3 separate regions of the Homo sapiens genome follow, and all the other regions are linked to region 3. A link is an interaction called in ENCODE POLR2A ChIA-PET data of the cell type or tissue named here. Cell type or tissue: CD4-positive, alpha-beta T cell. All regions are shown on one strand. Each heading gives the region's core, and the rest is flanking DNA. Links, peaks and the distances in the headings are about the cores only. Region 1 has its middle 26 kb from the start of BCAS1. Region 2 overlaps TSHZ2 (teashirt zinc finger homeobox 2). Region 3 has its middle 67 kb from the start of ZNF217.

Region 1 (8,415 bases), core at 1,476-6,475, 440 kb after region 3:
TTACGACGGCCATTCAAGCCCACCCACCTGCCTCTAGCTCAGTGGTTCTGAATTCTGGCTGCATGTTGGAGTCCTTGGAGCCACTGTCCTGAGGATGAAAATTGCATAGACCTGGACTGGGGCCTGCGCAGGAGTACTTTGTATTATTTTATTCCAACCTATTTCTATCTTTAGATCTAAAGTGAGTCTCGGCCAGGCGCAGTGGCTCACGCCTGTAATCCCAGCACTTTGGGAGGCTGAGGTGGACAGATCACTTGAGGTCAGGAGTTCAAGACCAGTCTAACCAACATGGTGAAACCCAATATCTACTGAAAAAAAAAATACAAAAGTTAGCCAGGCGTAGTGACAGGCACCTGTAATCCTAGCTACTCGGGAGGCTGAGGCAGGAGAATTGCTTAAACCCGGGAGGTGGAGGATGCAGTGAGCCGAGATCATGCCATTGCACTCCAGTCTGGGCGACAGAGCGAGACTCCATCTCAATAAATAAATAAATAAATAAAAATAAAGTGAGTCTCAACCTGTTGAACTATTCTAAAAAATCCATTCTGCCAATCTGTGCCTTTAATTTATTTACACTTAAAGTAATTACTGATAAGGAAGAACTTACTTCAACCATTTAGCTGTTTGTTTTCTGTATATCTTGTATGCTTTTTGTTCCTCAATTCCTACAATACTGCCATTTTTGTATTTAGTTGATTTTTTTTGTAGTGTATCATTTTGATTTTTTTTTTTTTTTTGGTATATGTTTCGTTATTTTCTTAGTGGTTATCTTGGGGATTGCAATTAACTTCTTGTACTTATCAAACCCTGGTGAACAATACCAACTTAATTTCAATAGTATAAAAACAGTCTGCCCCTAGACATCTCTATTCACTCCCCCTCCATATTGTTATCGTCACAGATTATATCTTTGTACATGTGTGCCCATTAACAATGACGTATAATTATTGTTTCATGAACCTAACTTTTAAATCATATAGAAACAAAAAAGGAGTTACAAAAGAACAGTAGGTACTTTGCATTTTTTAAAGTCTACCCATCTCATTTCAGTGTGCACCCAGGGTTAAGAATCCCCGCAGGGAAGAGCCTAATCAGGCGCTTACTTCTTCCTGTTTTAGTGGGGGCTGAGATTGCAAAGCAAACTAGCTAATTTGCTGGGACATTTATAACCAGGGAAGATTAAATAATATGTACAAGCAGAAACACAAGGCATATTATTAAAGCAAGCATGTGTGCAAAACACAGTGTCCTTTCAATTGCAGCATTGTTTGCCTCTTCCGCAGCTGGCTCCCAAGTATGTAATACCGCTGCAGAACTGGCTGTGGGGAGGAAAAAATGAAGTGCACTTCTCTGATTTTGTCTGGTGCCATCCACTTTCACTCAACCTTCCCTCAAGGAGAGAAGAACAATACTCCCATTGAGTCGCCTTTGTAGCTTGAATCTGAATCTGCTTTAATAATTCCTGTTTTTCTGTTTGTGTATAATTATTTCAACTCCCTGGGTCACTAAGTCCTCCCTGAAATCGGAGGGCTGCCTTATTTTCATATCTATGGTATAGAAAGCCCAAAGAATACAGTCAAATTGAATTTCCTCCCCCTGCATAAATGGAAGAGTTCATGAATTCTGTTTTCTCCACATGAACAATCTATTCTTGGGAAAAGAGAATTGCCCTTTACGAATGATGAAGGAGGCCATCGTCAATTGGGTGGAGTCCATTTTCTTCTTAGGAAGCAGCATGAAGAATTCATGGCTTGTTTGTTTCCTGATATGGGAAAAATTCACGTGCATAACAGCATAAATCCCACCCACATATTTAGGTAATAAATTAGGATGAAAATCTCCTACGATAATTAGATTTGAAAATGCCACGTTCCTGTAGAGCTATGCAAATACCTTAGGGAGTGGACTATGATGATGTTCCAATAAGCCTCAGTGTGTCTAGCTGTGAAATGGGCAACAAAGTCCCATCTTCTGAAGAAAGGCTGACATTGTCAAAGAAAATCATGAAGTGCCACATTTATGACTAGCTTTGAGATTCATGGTCTTTCATTTGAAAAAGATACAACGTAATGCTTCATAGGAGTTATCCTAATAGCTCGCTGCAATAGCAGGCGCTGATGGGATTCTTGCCTGCTGTACCGCGTCTTGGCAAATACTGATGTGGGATTATTTTGTTCGATCCCAATAATAAGCGTATCAGATAGGAAGTGATATTAACCCCACTTTTCAGACAGCAAAGCAGGGGTTCAATGAGGTTAACCCATTTATGCCTGAGGTTGCAATTTTTTAACTTTGAAAAATCAGACTTTGAGAAGCAGGATATAACTAACTCCCACATGCTTAGCGTTCCAATAATGGAACACTAGGCATAAATTTAATAAGCTCAGTTATACCATCTGAAAAGTGGGGTTAATATAACTTCCTCACTTCATATAACCTGCAGACATCATTGCCAGGATAGGAAGACAGGTCGCAGGGCAACTGAAGACCTGGTCACTTTTCCCCAGAGTTAGGGAGATGTAACTTGTGGAGAGCTGGATGCTTTTAGGCATTACACAAATGAATTCCATGTATTTATTTATTTATTTATTTTTGATTAAAAATTTTTTTTTAAAATTCTACTTTAAGTTCTAGGGTACATGTGCACAACGTGCAGGTTTGTTACATATGTATACACGTGCCATGTTGTTGTGCTGCACCCATTAACTCATCATTTACATTGGGTATATCTCCTAATTCTTTCCCTCCCCTCTCCCCCCACCCCACGACAGGCCCCGGTGTGTGATGAATTCCATGTATTTAAATGAATAAATCAAGCAACAAATGTATCAAGTAATGTCACACACTTCATTGGACAAATATTATTACTTTAGGGCAAGAACTAATAAAAACAAAATGAATAGGTTACAGAAAAAATATTGAGTAAATAATAATCCAGGTAGTACATGTCAGAAATCTTAATAGCTTATTCAAATGACTAGAACATATTTTTTAAATGGTGGAATAGAAAATGTGAAGGCCGGGCATGGTGGCTCACCCCTGTAATCCCAGCACTTTGGGAGGCCGAGGCAGGTGGATCACCTGATGTCAGAAGTTCAAGACCAGCCTGGCCAACATGGTGAAACCCCGTCTCTACTAAAAATACAGAAAATTAGCCACTCATGGTGATGGGCAGCTGTAATCCCAGCTACTCAGGAGGCTGAGGCAGGAGAATTGCTTGAACCCAGGAAGTGGAGGTTGCAGTGAGCCGAGATTGTGCCACTGCACTCCAACCCGGGCAACAAGAGTGAAACCCTGTCTTAAAAACAAAAAAAAGAAAGAAAGAAAATGTGAAGGACCCTTTATATTTTTTTAATGAGTGGACTCATTATTTCCAGAGTCATAGCCCCCAAATATTATCAGAACCTCTAATTGTCCAGGGGCAGGGGCACATTCCCAGTTCTCCTTTTGCCACAGGGCACAGCCCAATGCTGGAGCCCTGCAAACCCTTAGGAAACTTTGCTGAAAGTGTGCTGTGTCCAAAGGAGCCTAGGCGACTTTGCTGATCTGTCACCAACTTGCTGTGTGGCTTTGGGCAAGTCACTTCACCTCTCTGTGCCCCAGATTTTTTCTGTATAAAATAAATGTGTGAACAAGTTTGTATCTAAAGTATATTCCAATGCTATGTTTCTGGTTGGAATGAGCTAATTAATTAAAAAATTACTAAGTGGATATTACCTCTAGCTATTTTGGGGGGAAGTACCCTAGCCTGGGGATTTAGAGTGGGACTCTGGGTGCAGAATAACTGGTTTGAATCTTGTCTCCACCACTTTTTTCTTTCTTTTTCTTTTCTTTCTTTCTTTTTTTTTTTTTTGGAGATGGAGTCCCGCTGTGTCGCCTAGACTGGAGTGCAGTGGCGCGATCTTGGCTCACTGCAACCTCCGACTCCTGGGATCAAGCAATTCTCTTGCCTCAGCCTCCCGAGTAGCTAGGATTACAGCACCCACCACCATGCCCAGGTAATTTTTTTTGTATTTTTAGTAGACATGGGGTTTCACCATGTTGGCCAGGCTGGCCTCGAACTCCTGACCTCGTGATCTGCCCGCTTCGTCCTCCCAAAGTGCTGGGATTACAGGCATGAGCCACCACGCCTGGTCACCACCACTTCTCTCTGTGTGGCTTTAAGCAAGTTACTTAAATTCCCTGCACTTCAGTTTTCCGTAGAGTTCATGTACATCAGTTGTCAAAGGGCAGATGTCTGGCACATTGGAAATATTACCGAATGTTAGTTATCCGTGAATCGGGGGACTGATTTTATAACCACCCAAATCATATTTATTTCCTAGAGGAATGAAGATGAAAATAGTGGTGGTTAGTGTCTAGCATCGCACTATGTTTGCCAAGATTAATTTGCAATGAGCCGTTTTCAAACAGGATGTTCAGCCACTATATGTACTTCTTGAAGTAACCAGCAGGTGGTGAAGTTGGATTATATTTTAGATGGTCAGGGCCTGGTGTACCTCTTGCCTGGGGTTTTGTGAGAGAAAAAAAATAGCTTTCTTTTTTATCAGCACCCCAAACCATTAACATCTGGAATCAATAGAGGCTGTATCTGTCACTTAATGCTATAGAAATTGCAAGAAAAAAGTCCTGCTGGTTAGTATACCAGTTCTCAAAATGTCAGCATCATTTGTGTCACCTGGGGGTACTTGTCAGGAATGCAGTCTCTCTGGTCCCACCCCACAGGATGGAACTGGAAACTAAGGATGAGCCCAGTCATCTGTGTCTTCAAGAACTCTCCAGTGATTCTGGTGCACTTGTGTTATAGAACCGCTGTGCTAGAGGTCTTAGTATTTGCTGTGAATGTGAGTAGGTAAAGAGAGGGTATTTGGTGAGTGTCACTACCTCAGTGCAGGCCAGGGACCAGTGGTTCCACATCAATGTGGGGGAGTGTTAGAATGCATGGTCTCTGGCCACACCCCAAACAAGCTGGATTGAAAGTCGCATTTTCATCAGCTCCTGGAGATTCTCCTGGAGATTCTCCTGTATGATCTCTTTCTCTTTTTCTTTCCTTCTCTTCCTTTCTCATTCTCCTCTCTCTTCCCCTTTGCCATCTCCACTGCTCCCTTTCTCAGTGACAATTGGGCATACCCCTCGCAGTGCCGGCTGCTCAGGTGGGAAAGTGGAGAAGACTCTTCTATTTCCCAGCCTGAGAAAATTTGCTTACCTGTAATCCCAGCACTTTGGGAGGCTGAGGCGGGCAGATAATTTCAGCCCAGGAGTTTGAGATCAGGCTGGGCAACATGGCGTAACTTCGTCTCTACAAAAAGTACAGAAATTGACCCAGCATAGAGTCGTGCACCTGTAGTCCCAGCTATTGAGGAGGATGAGCTGGGAGGATCATTTGAGCCTGGAAGGCAGAGGTTGCAGTGAGTGGAGATCGTGCCACTGCACTCCAGCCTGGGACAGAGTGAGACCCTGTCTCAAAAAAAAAAAAAAAAAAAAAAGAAAGAAAGAAAACTTACTTGAAGCCTACTGGAGACAGACAGCTAAACATACAGTGTGGGACACCTGTGCTGCCACCTGAGTGCCAAGAGCAGGGAAGGACCCTTTGGGTTGGGAGCTTCGCACAGAGGGTGGCCTTGAGCAGCACCTAGAAATCCAGTTGAGATCTTCACTTTCTCCACATCCTCCTCTCCCCCTGTCGTCTGTTGTTCTTTTTCTACTTACCTGCCTTCTGGCTCTTTTCACCTGTGGATAATTTATTCCCACAACTCAGTCTCACCAGGATGACTTAAAGTCTAAAGTACACGTCAGTGGTTCTCAAAGTGCAGTCCCTTTCCAGCAACATCATCACTTTGGAACTTGTTAGAAAGACAGATTCTCAGGCTCACTCCAGACCTTGTTAAAGGAAACTTTAACAAGGCTTCCAGAAGATTCTAACACACATGACAGCTAGAGAACTGTGGCTTTAGATGGTGGCAGAAATTGTTCATTGCCTACTCAAGCCACGGGTTCAAATTCTTCTTGGTAACAGACCCAGATAGGGGTCCAAGTTTCAGGTGAGTAACAAACACTGTTCTCAGAAACAGTAAGCTCTTTCCCTTGCCCCAGGGGAATGAAATACGATTCGTCTACACTGCGATTCTACTTCGCAATGACATGTAGTGGCAAATTGGGGACCCAAGAAGCAACTGATGGCACAGTCTTAATAAGGTAATTTAACGGGCATTTCCTGAAAATAGGCTATTTATAGGAATGTGAATGTGTAGTAACGCAAGGAAGAGTGAAGTAACCACAGAAAACAGCCTGAGTTGCCTTCCCTGTGAGAAGGATCCCTTCAACTCTAGACCTAAGGGAGCAAGAAAGGAGAATTTAGGAGAGAGTCAAGTTGGGGAGTCCTTGACAGGAGCAATGACCTTATCTCAAAGTCCTCATCCAGCCTGAGGTCAAGCCAGGGGGGATGTCAGGGGACTCCTTCCCCTCTCCCCATCATTGTCTTCTCTCCCTGAGACCTTGAACTGGCACCCCCCATTGGCTGAGACCATCCGGGTATACAGGAACCCTAAAATCTTTACAGGTAGGCTTTACCAGTCTACATAGGGTATTAAAGAGCAGAATATGAGTTTGGGGAGCAAAAGGAAGACATCCTGTTCATTGGTCTAGGGGTGAGCAGGTGGCCCAATCTGGCCAATGAGACATATGGGAAAGTCTGCTGGACGCTTCTGGAAACATTTTCTTTCCTGACTGTCGTAGAAAGAAGGCTCTCCTTTCTACTTGCTTGGGATGCTTTTGAGAGGTTGCACTTCTTGGACTTTGAAGCCACCTTTGGCCACAAGGGGAATGCAAAGAGAACTACTGTCAAGAACCTGGATACCCACAGAGCTATTAAAAGGCCTTGGAACCCCCAGCTCCAGCCTTCTTGTTAAGCAAACAATGGATGTCTCTATAGTTTAAGCTTCTGAGGGTTGTGTGTTCTGTAATGGGAAAATCTGTGGAGTTATTGCTAGGAATGGTAATGGTGAAATCATTAAAACACAGACCCCAATTCAGAGTCAAATTCAGCTGTGTTGATGCCCTTGGATCTGATTAAAAGAGCTTCCTTCTTATTTGAGTAGGGGAAGTGGATTCTGGAAGACAATAGAATATGGACATGGAAAGGCATCCCTGAGTGCCTGAGGAGGGGGCTTCTGGGGGAAGAGCCTGGCAGTGATGCCTGGAGAGTCAGGGTCACACCCCTGGCCCAGGCAGAGGGCACTGCTCAAAACACCTTGTACCTCCCCAGGCAAGGTCCTTGTAACCCATGACCTCAGAGCATTGAGTACTTTAGCTCAGCTTCATCTGTGATAGAGAGGAGACAGCTCAGCCTGTCTCCTGTGAGGGGAAGATTTCTGTGTGTCTGAAGGAAAAGTTCTCTGCACTCGCCCAATGCACAGCACTTCACAGCTGCCCTCACCCCAGCATCGCAATCCTCTCAACTCCTGCCCTGTATCAGCCTCTCCCCTCCCCAAACAGACAGGCAGCCAGGAGTAAGGCCATGGTGGTTGACTCAAGCATCTCTCTTCCCAGGCTGAAGTTCCACAGGTCTTGCTCTACCAGCTACAGTCCTGTGACACTTAGCAATGGGGTATGTTCTGAGAAATGTGTTGTTAGGTGATGTCATCATTGTGGGAGCATCATAGAGTGTACACACACACCTTCATGGCATAGCCTACTACACATCTAGGCTAGATGGCTTGGTCTGTTGCTTCTAAGATACAAAATCTGTACAGCATGTTACTGTACCGAACACCTCAGGCAACCGTAACACAATGGTAAGTGTTTGTGTATCTAAACATAGAAAAGGTACAATACAAATATGGTGTAAAAGATTAAAAAAAAAAGATACACCTGTGTAGGGCACTGTATTAGTCCGTTTTCACACTGCTGATAAAGCCATACCCAAGACTGGGTAATTTACAGAAGAAAGAGGCTTAATGGACTTACAGTTCCACATGGCTGGGGAGGCCTCACAATCATGGCAAAAGGCAAGGAGGAGCAAGTCACATCTTACATGGATGGTGGCAGGCAAAGAGAGAGAGCTTATGCAGGGAAACTCCTGTTTTTAAAAACCATCAGATCTCGTGGGTCTTATCACTATCACGAGAACAGCATGGGAAAGACCCGCTCCCATGATTGAATTACCTCCCACCAGTTTCTTCCCACCACATGTGGGAATTGTGGGAGTTACAATTCAAGATGAGATTTGGATGGGGACACAGCCAAACCATATCAAGCCCTTATCACAAATAGAGACTGCAGGACTGGAAGTTGCTGTGGGTGAGTCAGTGAATGAAGAGTGAGTGAATGTGAAGGCCTAGGACAGGACTGTGCACAGGACTGTGGAATTTACAAACACTGTGCACTTAGGCTACACTAAATTTATAACAACATATT
Region 2 (8,415 bases), core at 1,290-6,289, 580 kb before region 3:
CAAGTGGAAGTAGTCTCTCAGGTGCTGAAGACACAAGTCTATGAGCTTAGCAGAGATGAGAGGTAAAGATAATGCTCTGGAGGCCAGGCACGATGGCCCATGCCTGTAATCCCAGCACTTTGGGAGGCTAAGGCGGGTGGGTCACTTGAGGTCAGGAGTTCGATACCAGCCTGGGCAACATGGTGAAACCCTGTATCTACTAAAATACAAAAAAAAAATAGCATGGTGGCGTGTGCGTGTAATCCCAGCTACTTGGGAGGCTGAGGCAGGAGAACCATTTGAACCCTGGAGGCAAAGGTTGCAGTGAGCCAAGATTGTGCCACTGCACTGCAGCCAGGATGACAGAGTAAGACTCTACCTCAAAAAAAAAAAAAAAAAGATAATACTCTGGGGATCATCTGTACAGTTGGAGCTGTGAGAGTGAATTAGTTTTGTTTGAGAAGGGAGAGTTAGCAAGGGGAGAAAAGATTGACAAGACCAGAGTCTTGGGACCTGTCCACATATTAGGAGCAATTCTGGATGATCCAGAGATAGAAAGGCAAACAGAAGGGAGGACGACCCAGGAGGTTTAGGCACATCATACACAGCAGCCAAGCCTGAGTCACACAGACAGGGTAGTGGAGGTATCAAATACTGCACAAAGGTCAAAGAAAAACAAAGCCTGACAAAAGGCCAGTCAGTGTGGCAATTAATAGATCATTCGTTATCGCTGAAAAGGAGGTTGGTGACTAATGTTTGGATTACATCACCTTGGACAAAATTAATAACAAATTTCCTGATAGTCACTTGCAAAGATGCAATGGAAATTGGCTGCTCACTCTCCCTGTCTGTTCTGAAATTTCTTAACTTTGTGAACACTCTAATCTCCTCTGAGTACTGCAGCAGAAAATTGAAATGTGCCCTGTGTACAATGTGGGTGAGTTTCTGTTACCCAAATCCTTACCTTTTAGATGTTTAGAATGTCAACTTCTCCAATTTACTGAATGCGTAGGCAGAGTTTGCATGACTGTTTCTGAGAGTGAATCTATCGGAAAGGAGGGAGAATGACATGCGAAGAGCTTCTATCAATCACGAATCCAGCTTTAGACTGCAAAATCTGTGTGTTCACGCTAAGAAAGGGAGATTTCCTGAAGTCAAAGATCTAAACCCAAAATCTAAAAACATATGAGTAAAGAGTTTTGCACTTAGGGGGATTACTCAGAATAGAGAAAATAATGTGGGTTTAACCATTTCATGACAGCTTTTTTTCTATTCCTTTGAATGAACACCTAGACATTTTTTAAATTAAAATTTTGAGTAATACTTGTTCATTGTAGAAGATTTGCCAAGTCCAAGAACTACAGTATGCCTGACACCTAATAAATACTCGTTAAATATTTCTTGAAAAAAGACATGAAATGGTACAAGATAAAACTGGATTAGAGGGACTCTGGCATATTTGGGATCATGTTAACACTTTTCGATGTGGTCTTTGAGCATGGAGGAATTATTATAGGTTTTTAGTCACAGGATTACATCATAAATTATCTTTGAAAAATACCCTGGCTGCATTTTGCTGGATGTATTGGAGTAGAATGAGGATGGATTCAAGGACAGCAGTGAGGTAGTTACTGTGATAATCAGGTGACAAAAAGATGGTGGCTTAGACTAGGCTGGCAGCAATAGAGATGTAGAGAAGTGGGTGGATTGAGATAGATTTGGTGGTAAAAATCAATAGAGCTTGGCTATATGGTAAATTTAGAGGTACGCTGGGAATAATGGAGTGGGGGAAAATTTTGGTAAAGGTAAAAATCGTAATTCCATTTGGGAACTGTTAAGTTTGATGTTCAAGAGTTAGGGAGAAGACCATTGGGTACTTATCTGGATTTCAACATAATACCCAATTACATCAATGTCAAAGTCCTAGCAAATAGAACATAATGAACCCCTGGCAGTGGACGAGCATGTTTAGGGTGAGATTATTGAGGAAGAAAGACTAAGCCCTGAGAAAGGCCAATATCCAACATTGAAAAGGAAAAAAGTCTGCAAAACATGAGCTTTTGGAGAGCGTGGAAGACTATCAACATAGGGTGATTGTCAAAATAGGAAGTAATAGAGAAGAGAGTGTCTCAAGAGGGAAAAAGTGGTTAGCTCTACTAACTACTTTTAGTAGAAGTCAGTAAGGTGCAAGTTGAAAAAATGCACACTGGACTTAACTTGGCTGAGCTCCTGGGTGAACTTAGTAAAAGCATTCACAGTAGACCAATGGGAGGAGAAGCCAGACTGGGTGGGTTGAAAAATAAATGAGAGATGAGAAATAGAGACAACAGTGTGCATATCTCATGCGGGTTGCCAGACAGTGGTTAACGTAGACAGTGACATGTTCACACTGGAAGAGGTTAATCTGCAGAGCAAGTGCAAAACCCTCTCAAATCGCTGCTATGTTTAAGGCATCTTAGCGCTACAGAGACAGAATAATCCTGTGTATTGGGAATACAGAAAGGAAAAAATCAGGAATGCAGAGACTTCAAGTCTTTAGAGGCCAAATTCCAAGGCTTTGGTCTGAGCCAGGCACTATTTCAAACAGCTGGATTATGTGCCAATATGCCTAACGAAGTGAATATCAGCTGGCCCCACACTGGTAATAAAACGATAATAACTCTATAAATAAATGTATTGAGTGCTGACTGTGCCCTCTATCACACTAGCCACTCTATACCCTTTATCTCATTTAATTTTCACAAAAGCACCAGCAGATAGCTACTATAGCTACTAGTAACCTTTTTCTTTTTCTGTTTTTTTTTTCTTTTTTTTTGCAGAAGAGATCCTGAGGTCCACAAAAGTTGAATTATATGTCCTAATACACATAGCTTATGAGTGAAGCCGTGATTCTGATTGGTCTGACTCCAAAGTTCAACTTAGGTTATTCAGTCTCTTCAAGTTGTTGTTGCCCAATGAAAACTTGTTGCCTAGCTAACTGGAAATCTGACTGAATTTCCAGACTAGCTCAGCTTACCTAATTTAATAAAAAACATCAAGACCCGAAAAGCAATTATGTAGAATGATTCGAATCTTAAACGAGTTAATATATCCAGAGCTCTTATGGTACCAGACGCATAGAGAGCCTTATGTATGTGTTTCCCATTAATTCTTACTAAAAGGCTCTAGAGAGAAATTGGTCTGCCCTTCCCTGGTGCTAATCAAACATTGTGAATAGTAACACCATTTTTTCCTCCCAAGGGCCACTAAATTTCTGCTTCTTACAGAGTAGTTTTCAACTTGGTCTTAAGGAAGAGGATGGTATTTCCTGGCTTTGTGCTTAATCTCTTTACAGGAAATGATATTGTTGTAGGCAAGGACAAAGGTACAAGTGTACACATTTAACAAATGCATTGAATCCTCTATTAACATTGCAAGTCAGTTCTTTAGAGCAACAGTCCCCAACCTTTTTGGCACCAGGGATCAGCTTCATGGAAGACAATTTTCCACGGACAAAGGTAGGGGAGATGGATGGTTTCAGGATGAAAGTCTTTCACCTCGGATGATCAGGCATTAGTTAGAGTCTCCTAAGGAATGTGCAACCTAGATCCCTCGCATACACAGTTCACAACAGGGTTCGTACTCCTATGAAAATCGAATGCCCCTGCTGACAGAAGGCAGAGTTTAGGTGGTAATGTTCGCTCGCCCACCGCTCACCTCCTGCTATTCAGCCTGGTTCCTAACAGGCCACGGACCTGTACCGGCCCGCGGCCCAGGGGCTGGGGACACCTGCTTTAGAGTCGTATCATTTTTGTTGATCCAGAATAACAAAGAGATGAACAGCCTAAGTCCACCAGCTATGAGTTTGGGATTGAATTTGACACCAGTTTAATTGAGGCAGCCACGGAGATCAAGGCAAAAATAACACTTCTTAAGGTCCCACTGTGTAGTGACAAACATTAGCTTCTTTAATCTTCATAATGCTGTCGGTTCTGCTATAATACTGCTTTTAAAACATGTTTTTTAGAGACAGGATCTTTCTCTGTCACCCAAGTTAGAGTGCAGTGGCATGATCATAGCTCACTGTAGCCTCAAACTGCTGGGCTCAAGCAGTCCTCCTGCCTCAGCCTCCCAAGTATCTGGGACTACAGGCATGTGCCACCACACCCACCTGTTTTTTTTATTATCTTATTATTTTTTATTTTGTAAAGATGAGGTCTCGCTATGTTACCCAGGCTGGTCTTAAACTCCTGGCATCAAGTGATCCTGCCTCAAACTCCCAAAGTCCTGAAATTACAAGCCTGAACCACTGTGCCCAGCCAATGCTTCCTTAAAACATAATTTTGCTCCAAAATGGTGGATACACTTTCAGCTTGACACTGAGTTTGCATTTGTGTACGTGTGACTTCGTCCTTGAGAAACACTGAACACAGAAAACTGCACCCAGCTGAACCAGGCCATGTAGAAATACACAAAAGCAAACACACACATACCTCAAACATCTACTCACTTCCTTCAGCTGGTGTGCCACAAGCCCCACCCACCCATGCACAATTGCTGTTACAACGCTGTAGGATTCCAGGTAACACTCCTCCCACCACTTCCAACACCCACTTCCACGGCTCTTTATTAAGGTAAAATACTTATTTATCACGGTGTTTATAAATTTTTTCACCATTTAACCTGCATAAAACGGTGCTACTGTTTGTATTAGGTTCCTGCTTTTTTATTATATGTTACTGACAGGAGCTTTGTTCTCCCAAACCCATTTTCCCCGTAAGCTCTGTGGGTTTTATTGTGAAATTTAGAAGACTGTGGTCCTTTTTAGAAACACACAAACACCTTATATTAGACTGACTGTACGTAAGTATGAAACAAATATGTTTATTCTTTTTTTTTTTTTTCTGAGACAGAGTCTTACTCTGTCGCCCAGGCTGGAGTGCAGTCAGATATTTTTGTTCTTATTCCCATTCCACAAATATGAAAATAGCCCAGAGGAGATGAATAACTTACCCAAGGTCACCCGTCACTGACTTTGTATTTGTGTAATTTCGTCACTCCCTTCTCTTAACAGACACTTCTAAATAGCTTCAAAGCACATTGAACTGGACAGTTGTTGCAAACCAGCTTCAACATTACAAAAATAAACATTTTCCAGAAAGGCCTTCACTCAAGATGACCCACACAACTCTTTGAATGGTCTATGTATTTTTAAATCATGTGGTAATCCCCTTTGTACATACTAAATAAGTCCCATTCTGCTCACATGTTAATAAATTTTTCTCATTTGTGAGAGTTGCTGAATAGAGCAAGCGAATTGTTTTACTCAGTAGGTGGTCGAGCCATAATAAAGAAGCCTCGTGATTAAGTAGAGTTGGAGCCTCTTATCTTTCTCACTGAGTGGGAGGCACCATTAGTAGTAAAAGTAATTACCTGTGTAGAACACGCTGATTGCATCAAGTACCTACTACACGCTACTAAGATAGTCATCTCCATTTTAGAGCTTCTTAAGAGATCTTCATTTGATGTTAATTTTACATTTTAAGCCAAAGTACATTATTTTTGGAAAACATTGTCTTAGCTGGATGAACTCATTTTTAAAGCCTTTCAAAGGACTTCTGTGCCCTGGTGATTCCCTCACCGATGCCCTTTCTCCAAAATGGCAGCTGCAAAGCTGTCTAAACAAAGTTGGAAATGATAAGCCACCTAAATGTGAAAGAATCTATCTGGCAAGAGTTGGTTTTATGTGGGGGTGAAAAACCTGTGCTTTCATCTATGAAATCACAAAGTCCGTTATGGGAAGGTGTTGGCTATTTAAAGCAGTAATTCCTGAGAAACTGTCCATGCCAAATCTTGTTAAATGTTGTACTGGATAGTTTCAGCAAATTTCAAATTCTTCTCTGATGGGAATATTAGAAACAGGGTGCTCCTGGTTAGATGGAGGCAAGGCCAGAGCCTTGACACTTAGTGGTGGTAACTCAGAAAGAGTCCTCAGCAGAGGGGTTTTGGAGGCCAGAGGACTCCCCCAGCTCTGTCTTTGGCTGACAAAATGACCACTACTTGCAACCTAACCTTCTGTGTATAAAATGAACAGATTGAATAGGTGTCCCATCTAAGTCCAAATTTTGATGTAGGTATACAGCTAATCATTTATTAGATTTATTAGAATTCTTTATGTGTGTGCATTTACAGTTAGGCATCTGTGCAATCGTCCAACCAATGAATCACACCATGCCTTTGAGTTTTCCAATTCTCCCTTAAATGTAGCTATCAATGTTATTTTTACTTATAGGACCCCAAAATGTGACCTTCCTTAGGGAGGTAAATAAGACATTGCTTGTAGGCCTGACTTGAGGCTTGTAAATAGCTTTCCAAATTAATAGGTCTGCAAAAATATATTCTGAAGCCTCACATTTCTATCGGTTTTAACCGTATAGCCAGGGTCGGTGATCCTTTTTTCGCCATATCTACTTCTTTCATATTGCTGATCACATCGGAAAGCCAAAAAAGGACTATCAGATATGATCAGGTTACCTGATAAAAAGAACAAACAGTTTTCGAAGTCAGACAGACTGGTTCAAATCCTGTTTCTGTTTATTCAGGCTCAAACCTTAGTCTGTCATTGTTACCAGCTGTGAGACATTCTGCAAATTATTTAACTAATTGAAGTATCAGTTTCCTCATCTATAAATTGGGCATGACAGTAATATTTGCTTCACCGTTATAAAGACTAAAAGCAAATGAGATAGTATGGAATTCTGTTTCTGTTTTTACTGGAAGGAATTATAAAAATTTCCAGTTTGCATTGATAACTTGAAGAGGGAATGTCTATTTTTTTTATAAGTTTTCTTCCCTTTCTATGTGAATTTTTTTAACTGTAAGCATTTATTGCATTTTTTTTACTTCTGTCTTTTAACATCATTTGATTTATCTTGGGTAAAATCATAAGCCTTCTTTATTATTGTTTAAGTTTCTCTGATTTAAAAAAACTAAAATATTATTAAAAATTAAATAAGATAACATAGCTAAGGTATTTTTCATAATGTTTGCCACAGAATAGCCACTAATCAAATTTGTCATAAGTAATAAGATCACTTCCATAACTACAAAAATTTTATAACCCAGGAAAAGTAAAGAACGACAAAATACACAGCAATTACTCAAAAGATTTTTCATTCCACTTATTCTGGTTAATTTCAGGTCCTGGAATCAAGAACAAGTGTTTATATATCGGTTAAATTGTTTTATAATGAATTTTGAAGAACCCTTGGAATTATTTTTGTGTTGGAATTATATTGTATTAAAGAGTGTTTGAAGCAATTTGGATATTCAAGTGGACTTAGTTTTGTCGGGGTTTTTTCCACTAAGATTTTTCACTGTTTGGGCATTATTTAAGATTCAGCCCAACAATATGTCACTAGCTAAAACTGAATGATGCTGTAATCCATACAGAGGACAAATGACAAATTTGTTGACTAAACTTCTATCAGTTTGGTTAGTGAGGAGCATTCTGATTATAGGTGGGAATTTTTGAGCAAGATTGACTCTTAATTTCATGTTCAATTTTTAAAAATTTATTCATCCTTTCCTCTGTTTTTCTTCCTTTCCAACCAAACTTCCTCCCTCCCTCCCTCCCTCTCTCCCTCTCTCCTTCTCTCCTTCTCTCCCTCCCTCCCTCCCTCCCTCTCTCCCTCTCTCCCTCTCTCCTTCCCTCCCTCCCTTCCTTCCTTCCTTCTTTGGTTAAGCACCTATTCTGTATTTTAAAACCAGTAGTCAAGCTCAGTTCATACTTTTTTATGCAAGTGCCTTTCACCAAGACAAAAACCAAGGCTTGAACTAACATTTAGCTTTTCTGAAAGCAATTTACTGAGAAAGTAAGATGCTTGGGTTTTTTCTGTGTAGACATTAATAATCATTTATTAGATTGTTAGGCCTATTTCAAGCCATGTAACCTCACTGGGTCTCAGTTTGCTTTCCTCCAAAATGGGATAATAATACCTGCTTTATCATATACATGAAGAATTTAGTCCTGTGCTAGCTCATGGTGCATTTGTTAAATAAGAAAAATAGATGCTGGGTGTGGTGGCTCACGACTGTAATCCCAATACTTTGGGAGGCTGAGATGGGTGGATCACCTGAAGTCTCCTGACTTCGAGACCAGCCAGGCGAATATGGTGAAACCTCATCTCTACTAAAAATACAAAAAAATCAGCCGGGCGTGGTGGCGGGCACCTATAATCCCAGCTACTCGGGAGGCTGAGGCTGGAGAATCGCTTGAATCCAGGGGGCGGAGGTCGCAGTGAGCCAAGATCGCGCCACTGAACTCCAGCCTGGGCAACACAATGAAACTCCATCTCAAAAAGAAAGAGAGAGAGAGAGAGAGAAAGAAAGAAAGACCGATATTTCACTTTAGGTAGAACTTTTGCATGTCTTGGAGAATCTGAAATATGACCAGGC
Region 3 (8,415 bases), core at 1,716-6,715:
GTAATTTCAGAGGATGGCTTTTGCTAATTAATAAATCAATCACATTGACTCATCTTGGTAGACTGAACTTTAAAAGTTCATTACTGACTTGCTCAAAACCAGAATCCCACACATACATAGTTTAGTGGTTTAAGGCAATTCTTAAGAAAGCAAACAGATTGAGCAATACTTTAATTCAGAAACAAATTGCTTAATCTGTGTCCTCTAAAAATAACGTGCCTGAGAAAGAAAAACTATAAAATACAGGCAATACACTAACATATTCCTGCTTCTTGATTGATTTCACATATACAACAAAGCTCACATCATTATAAAAGATTTGGAAAGGTCATATGGAAACATCACACTACCAATAGAAGGATTTCTGAAGTAGTTGAAAGCACCAACTTTACCTAAAACAACAAAACAAAACAAAAAATGTAACCAAGTTGTTATAAATTGTCCGCTCTAAAGTTCTAGAGATCTTATGGAATAAATGCAGGCTATTATTATTATTATTTTTTGCTTCTGCCCAAAGCGAAGTTTAGTTATTTAAAAAGCCACTGGAATTGTGCTTTCAAGAAAGCAAAAATGGCTTGTGTTTTTCATATTACTTTGAAAGGGACAGACATGCCCTTCAACAGAAAGCAATAAGCTGCCATTCAAAGAATGGAGTTTCCCTGCAGCTAATGGCAGTGGGATCTGAATCAGATAATACACATATGTAGAATCTTTAGGACCAAACCACAAAAAAAAAAAAAAAAAAAAAATCAAAGCAAAGCAAAAAGCAAAACAAAACAAAACAAAAAAAGAAGAAGTGTAATTCAAGTCCTGTATAAATTAAACCTACAGTAATTTTCTCAAAGTGTATTTTCTGTTTTAGGTTACTAGAGTATTTTAAAACTTTCTCCATGAACAAATAGGAATGTCCATATACAAAAAAAAGTGGAACCTGGATTCCAGCCAGGAGGGGTCTGCAACCACGTAGAACAATTGGAGACTTAACAATCTGTAATATTCGTGTTATATTCTATAATATTCACTGAAATAGACCTCAATGACTTTGAGCTCAGGACTCCATGAATTTCTTCCACATGTGCTTCCTCTGGATGATGGGGGAGGCAGGGGAAAGGGAGAGCAAACAGCTGCTTGAGATGGGAGGGGGCAGAGAGGTGAGGAGGAGAGGAGCTTAGGAGGACTGAGATCCTCATTACCTACCCTCAATAGCTGTGGCACAATAATTCTTTTCTTTTGGAATGCAAATATGGTATTTATAGCCAATCAGGTCTTTTGAGTGGATTAACATTTAGTCCTTTTGATATGGGAAGAAAGAAGGGGGAAGGAGAAGGAAGAAAGAAGAAAAGAAATTTAAAAAAATTAAAAGTAGGGAGAAATAGATTAATCCTGACACTAATATAATGATCTGGATAGCTAAACTACATCGATGTTTCTGGGGTGCCAGGTATAGGCTAACACTTTCTTTTTATACTTATCCCCTAAATCTCCAATTAAGTAAACCTTACCCTAGCTGACACTCCCTCAGTTTCTTCAAATCTTTTAGTCATCTTTCTTGAGGGCATTTAATGTTTTTCCTACTTTAAATTCACGCTCTTGCTAAAGACCATCTATGTAAGATAGGTGCACTATTCATGGCACAATTATGCGGTTCCCAGTTAAAATGTGATAAGGGAAGTTATAGCTGGATTCTCCTATGATGTAATGTAGTCTTTGAATGACACTTTAAACAGTCACAGCTTTTCTCCATTGGGATCCCCATTCTGCCCCTCAAAGCTGTGTGATCTTGGGTACCTCTTCACACTTCAGTTTTGCCATCTGTAAAATGGGTATAGCAATGGTATCAAACCTTAAGCGGCATTACGGAGGCCAAATATGCTAATGTGTATGTTTGGTGTAGAGTAAGCCCCAAATAAAGACTAGCCATTGTTTTCGTGGCCATTTTTTGTCTGTTGAGAAACTGTTAATGCAGCAACTTTCTCCGGGTTAGAGTTGGATTAACTAACAAGCTTCTGAGGAAAATATTAAAATTTCCCGTGATTTTCCACAGTGGCTATTTAATATATATTACATCAAGCAAGCAGGTAAAGAAAAGCAATACTTTCAGGTGTAAATACAGCACCTGGATTGGGTTGATTTTGGTAATTCGGTTTTTTTCCTTAGACAAAGCTAGGTTTTCAAGCCAAACAGTACACAGCTGTAGAAAACAGTCACTTAAAATTTCAAAAGGTTGCTCTGTATGTGTAATTACTATTATTATTATTATTTCAGACAGAGTCTTGCTCTGTCGCCCAGACTGGAGTGCAGTGGTGTGATCTCGACTCACTGCAACGCTCAAGGGATTCCCATGCCTCAGCCTCCTGAGTAGCTCGGTGTAAAATTACAGGCATGTGCCACCACGCCCGGCTAATTTTTGTATTTTTAATAGAGATGGGGTTTCGCCATGTTGGCTAGGCTGTTCTGGAACTCCTAACCTCAAGTGATCCGCCCACTTCGGCCTCCCAAGGTCCTGAGATGACAGGTGTGAGCCACCTTGCCCGGCCCCGTATGTGTAATTATGTATCTACTTTTATTCTTGATGTTGTTTATAAGTACATTCCCTCTTGTTTTTCTTACTCATTCTTACCAATGGACTTAAACTTAATTTTATTGGACTTTACAAAGAATGAGTGATTTTTTTTTTTTTTTTTGAGACGGAGACCCCGTCGCCCAGACTGGGGTACAGTGGCGCAATCTCGGCTCACTGCAAGCTCCGCCTCCCGGGTTCACGCCATTCTCCTGCCTCAGCTTGCCGAGTAGCTGGGACTACAGGCGCCCCGCCCGGCTAATTTTTTGTATTTTTAGTTTAGACGGGGTTTGTTTCACCCTGTTAGCCAGGATGGTCTCCATCTCCTGACCTCATAATCGGCCCGCCTTGGCCTCCCAAAGTGCTGGGATTACAGGCGTGAGCCACCGCGCCCAGCCGAATCAGTGATTTTACTGATCAAAAAGTATTGGTTGTTTTTTATTTATGTGACAACTTCCGCTCTTAAGTTTATGAATTCCTTTGTATATTAGATTATGGAAGTGTCTTTAAGAAATAAATACAATTTTAAAATATCTATCTACAGGTAATATCCACATCTCTATGTCTATCGATAGAGAATAACATTTAGGGAAACGGAGAGGGGAGAGGGAGCTAGAATGGAAAGGGCACCTCACAGATGATTTCTCCCCTAACAAATTTTTGTTTTGTTTTGTTTTGCTTTGAGATTTTACTTTTTTGCAAGAAGAATCTATTTAGGTATTAGTTGAATTTTTCATCGGTCAGGTCCAAAGAACAAGGGGGGGTGGGGAGGGGACGGCGGGAGAGTGTGGCAGGGTGTGGGCGGGGCAGGAAGAAATGGGGGCCCACCCTGAAGGCTTTCTTAGGTCCTTTTCTCAGCCATTTTCCTCCTTCCCCAACCGGAGAATTGCCCCGCGTGTGCAAGGAGCGGCGTGCCTCCACGCAGCAGCAACAACAACAGCCGCGCGAGTGGCCGCAGCGTCCACGCCGCCCGCGAGTGGCCGCAGCGTCCACGCCGCCAGCGCAAAGTCGGTGCGCACAGCCTGGCGCGAGTTCGAAGCTGGAGAGGGCTGTAAAATAGATTGGGGGGCGGGGGAGACCACGTGATTTTCTGGAACGCTGGCTCGCCTCTTTATTTTGATTCTCGAGTAAACTTACAATCCCCAAAATGCGTTGAGGGCATCGGAAAGAGTAAAGTCACGTTCCGCTGGAAAGGATCACTTCTTAAGTTCACATGAACCTATTCTTTGATCCTCCTTCATTGCTGCTTAAGATTTACTTCTCTTTCAAATCAAATAATGTGTTTCTTTCTCATTCTGAGAAAAGCTTTCAAGATGTGATTTCCCTTTTGAAACACTTTGAAGTCTTTCCCCAGCACATCCTTTCTTAAAGGGATTTGGTAAGAGGAGATAGGCCTGGAGGCCAGGGCATTTTAAAGTCACTTTCCAAATACCCTGTGTTCCCTTAAAGAGTCTTGAATTGAAACATCCCAGCTGCTGGAAGACGTTTCCAAATGTGACTCTGTGGCTGCAACACCCTAATGTCTTCTCTCCTAGGACCCTGGTGGGTCATAAAGACAGACAGAGCAGAAAGGAAGCCTTTAGTTTTTTAAGTAAAGCCACTTCCATGGGCTTCCTAAAACAACAAGGATTCTCACATTTAGTTAGTCCTCTCTGTTAGGACATCAAGGGAGAAACAGCTGAAATCCAGGGCTGAACATTTCCTGGCGCGGCTAGATTTGAAGCTTCCAGTATGTGGAGTATCACCTTCATTCCCTCTGGGGGCGTCTATATGGTTTGTGCCAGGTGGGAGCACCTGCCCCGTGGTGGCCAAAAATACTGACAGCAATTCAAGCTTCTCACTTCCGAATGAGATGTTTGTACACGAAGTGACCTTTAATTGTGTCTTAGAAACTCATGTCAGATCAACATGTGGTTTCACTTATTCAGGAGAGGTTATTACATTTCAAGCTGTTTTGTGTTAGTTTTTAGCATTTAAATGAAGTATTTTCTCTTTCATATATTTGATGTGGCTCAAAGAAGCTTGCTTCTTTTTCTTTTTTTTCCTTCATAGATTTTATTGTTTGATTAGATCTTTTTGTCAAGTCAGATCAAAGATGGCTTTTCCTTTCTTTAGGAGAGAGATCTTTTATGAAAACAAATCAATAGAACAGATTTCACAGTAAAGAGGCATTTTGTTTAAAAGATTTTGAAAAGAGGAAAAAGATTACAATGAGGGTAGAAGAGAGATGTTTTTATTTTTGTATTCTATTTGTCTGTCAAAGAGTTAGATGAAAGCAAATACTTTGGCATTCTCAACTTCAGATTTACTGTGGGGAGGCTTTGCAGACTCAGCTAGATAGACACATCCTTATAGAAGAATTCACTTTACCTTTTAGCATCTGGGAATATCCGAGAGCTGGTGGCTCCTCCCTACCTATCCCTGCTCCCTCCTAAGATGATGTAGATGCTGGATTCTTGGCTTTTTGGCATCTTTTTCAGATGAACTCCTTCACATGCTTCAAGAGAAAATGCAGGAGTTTCTAGATAGCATTCATGTTTTTGTAGCAACTTTTAGTTCCCTCTATCCAGGGGCTACCACAGTATATTGAAATGATGTGTTTACTTGGTGGCTATGCTGCTCTTTAGGGGCAGGAAAGGGCTGGTTCACCTTGTCCCTCTCCCTGCTTGTCGGAGCTCAACAAATATTTGTCAATCTGAACTGAACAAAGGCAGAAATGTGGTCAGTATTCCCTGTGCTATTTCTTTTTTTTCTTTTCTTTTTCTTTTTTTTTTTTTTTTGGGATGGAGTTTCGCTCTTGTTGCCCAGGCTGGAGTGCAATGGCACGATCTCTGCTCACCGCAACCTCCACCTCCTGGGTTCAAGCAATTCTCCTGCCTCAGCCTCCCGAGTAGCTGGGATTACAGGCACGCACCACTGTGCCCAGCTAATTTTGTATTTTTAGTAGAGACAGGGTTTTTCTCCATGTTGGTCAGGCTGGTCTCGAACTCCCGATCTCAGGTGATCCTCCCGCCTCAGCCTCCCAATGTGCTGGGATTACAGGCATGAGCCACCGCACCCAGCTCCTTGTGCTATTAAAAAAAGATAATTAAGATTATATTGGGAGTATTTGGCAGTCACCAGGTAAATAACATCTGTAAAACATCATAGATGGAATATATGGATGCCTCTAGACAGCACTTATTATCTCACTCAATATGTGTTTTTCTTATCTGTCTCTTTTTTTAAAATTTTTTTTTTTTTTAATTTTTTGTAGAGACAGTGGTTTCACTGTGTTGCCCAAGCTGGCCTCGAACTCCTGGGTTTAAGCAATCCTCCCACCTTGGCCTCCCAAAGTACTGGACTTACAGGTGTGAGCCACTGCACCCAGCCAGTACCTGTCTCTTCAGCCTAAAATGTCTGCTCCATCAGGGCAGGATTTTGTGGTAAACATTTAGAACAATGCCTGAGACATAGCAATAGCTCAGAAGTTATTTGAAGCAATCTACACATTTCCTCTTTCCCATTTCCGGGCATGATGAAGGGGTAAATTAAGAACAGTCATCCAAATAATTCAAGTAAAAGACAATCTTGAGGCCGGGTGAGGTGGCTCAGGCCTGTAATCCCAGCACTTTGGGAGGCTCAGGTGGGTGGATCACTTGAGGTCAGGAGTTTAAAACCAGCTTGGCCATCATAGTGAAACCCTGTCTCTACTAAAAATACAAAAAATTATCTGGGCATGGTGGTGTGCGCCTGTAATCCCTGCTACTCGGGAGGCTGAGGCAGGAGAATCGCTTGAACCCAGGAGGCAGAAGTTGCCGTGAGCCAAGATCGTGCCACCGCACTCCAGCCTGGGTGACGGATCGAGATTCTATCTCAAAAAAGAGACAATCTTAAGTGATTTGCCAATCCAGAAACCTCAGTTGTGTGGTTGCTACAATTCTCCAGTTGCCTTGGCTGTGAGTGAGGACTTAGGCATCCAGAGAGTACATCATGTATATAATAGTTGATGCCTCTCCAGTGCCCCAAACAGTATTATCAATATATCTTTTGTTTTGTTTTGTTTTGTTTTTGAGACAGAGTCTTGCTCTGTTGCCCAGGCGGAGTGCAGTGGCATGATCTTGGCTCACTGCAACCTCCTGCTCCCAGGTTCAAGTGATTCTCCTGTCTCAGCCTCCCAAGTAGCTGGGATTACAGGTGTGCACCACCACACTCAGTTCAATTTTCTATTTTTGTAGAGACAGGGTTTCTACAAAACCTGTCTGGCCATGTTGGCCAGGCTGGTCTGGAACTACTGACCTCAAGTGATTTGCCTGCCTTGGCCTCCCAAAGTACTGGGATTACAGGTGTGAGCCACTGCCCCCCGCCTCCAAACAATATATTCTTTATTCATTCAAATAATCAGGCAATTCCATGAAAACAATCAAGAAAATGCATTGGGCCGGGTGTGGTGGCTCATGCCTGTAATCCTGCACTTTGGGAGGCCAAGGCAGGAGGATCACTAGGTCAAGAGCTTGAGACCATCCTGGCCAACATGGTGAAACCCAGTCTCTACTAAAAATACAAAAATTAGCTGGGTGTGGTGGTGCGCGCGCCTGTAGTCCCAGCTACTCAGGAGGCTGAGTGAGGCAGGAGAATCGCTTGAACCCAGGAGGCGGAGGTTGCAGTGAGCTGGGATCCCACCACTGTACTCCAGCCTGGTGCCGGAACGAGACTCCGTCTCAAAAAAAAAAAAAAAAAAAAAAGCATTGATTTTTGTATCAAAGTATCCTGAAGAATTGCTGAAACAAAAATTTTAAAGTATGTCTTTTTCTCTCCATTTCTCCTAACACGCTTCAAAGGGTGGATGCTTAATAGAACTTTCTTGACTTGACCCCAGCCAAGGAAATTTAAAAAGTCAAAGCACTTGGTGTGTAGGATATAAGCTCCTTAGTGCCTGAAACCCAGTGAAGTCCTGCTCTCTGCTGTAGCTTACACACCTGGCAGAATGCCTGGCATACAGTGGGTGTTAATGAATGAATCGTGTCTGTCTCAGCTACTGTTTTATAGATTGAACTTTAGGTACCACTTCAAATCTTGAAAAGTTCTGGGAGAAATTTCCCCTGCATTTACAATGTAGTGGTTGAATGGCTAACCATTTAATTTGAACATTTAGGCGGCCACCTTGTATGCGCAATTAAGTTTCCAACCACAGTTTTGCTTGTTAATTACATATGGCCTCTGTAATTAACAACATGTGTGAAATACACCAGGCTTTTGGTAATAGAAGAAGCAACAAGGAAATATATATGTATATTTCAGAGAAATGAGCATTGAAGGAATACTGGGAGTCAAAAACAAAAAAATCAAAGCAATTAGATAGTGTTTTCCCCTTGTTTACAGCCAAGGGCCTCTGATAGCAGGTGTAGGCTCTGGTAAAAAAAAGAAAAAAGATTTTTTTTTCTCAGGCCAATGCAGTCTGGCCAGCCTAATTTATTTACTCAGTGCATTGGTTAGCTTTTTTCAATTTTTCAAAATTTTTTTTCTTTTTTTTTGTTTGAGACAGAGTCTCACTCTGTTACCAGGGCTGGAGTGCAGTGGCAGAATCTCGGCTCACTGCAACCTCTGCCTCCCTAGTTCAAACGATTCTCCTGCCTCAGTCTCCTGAGTAGCTGGGACTACAGGCGCTCACCACCACGCCACCACCACGCCTGGCTAATTTTTGTATTTTTAGTAGAGACGGGGTTTCACCATGTTGGCCAGGATAGTCTCCGTCTCTTGACCTCGTGATCTGCCTGCCTCGGCCTCCCAAAGTGCTGGGATTACAGGCATGAGCTAACGTGCCCGGCTCTTTTTTTTCTTTTTCTTTTCTTTTATTTTAAAGCAACAGGATCTTG

Evidence for each region. ChIA-PET counts read pairs that join two places held together with the same protein. Peaks named below come from ENCODE experiments on the same cell type or tissue, not always from the same donor. Only the 100,000 strongest peaks of a DNase experiment are listed, where the experiment ranks them.
Region 1: POLR2A ChIA-PET joins it to region 3 with 5 read pairs; 1 of 35 experiments calls an interaction of 5 or more read pairs at or near these places.
Region 2: POLR2A ChIA-PET joins it to region 3 with 5 read pairs; 2 of 35 experiments call an interaction of 5 or more read pairs at or near these places.

The regions. Positions count from the first base shown.
Region 1 is chr20:54,092,460-54,100,874 of GRCh38, forward strand. No RefSeq gene overlaps it. Among named protein-coding and RNA genes, the nearest start is that of BCAS1, 26 kb to the left of the region's middle. In CD4-positive, alpha-beta T cell, for the core only: CTCF peaks have their summits at 4,443 (motif pointing right) and 4,644; a DNase peak (open chromatin) is centred at 4,452.
Region 2 is chr20:53,077,050-53,085,464 of GRCh38, forward strand. The region is part of intron 1 of TSHZ2 (teashirt zinc finger homeobox 2); the gene reads left to right. Among named protein-coding and RNA genes, the nearest start is that of TSHZ2, 110 kb to the left of the region's middle. In CD4-positive, alpha-beta T cell, for the core only: no CTCF peak of the experiment used is centred there; no DNase peak of the experiment used is centred there.
Region 3 is chr20:53,656,767-53,665,181 of GRCh38, forward strand. No RefSeq gene overlaps it. Among named protein-coding and RNA genes, the nearest start is that of ZNF217, 67 kb to the left of the region's middle. RefSeq lists enhancers at 3,446-3,505, 3,516-3,575, 4,496-4,555. In CD4-positive, alpha-beta T cell, for the core only: no CTCF peak of the experiment used is centred there; DNase peaks (open chromatin) are centred at 3,555 and 4,375; H3K4me3 peaks cover 1,647 bases; H3K27ac peaks cover 1,444 bases.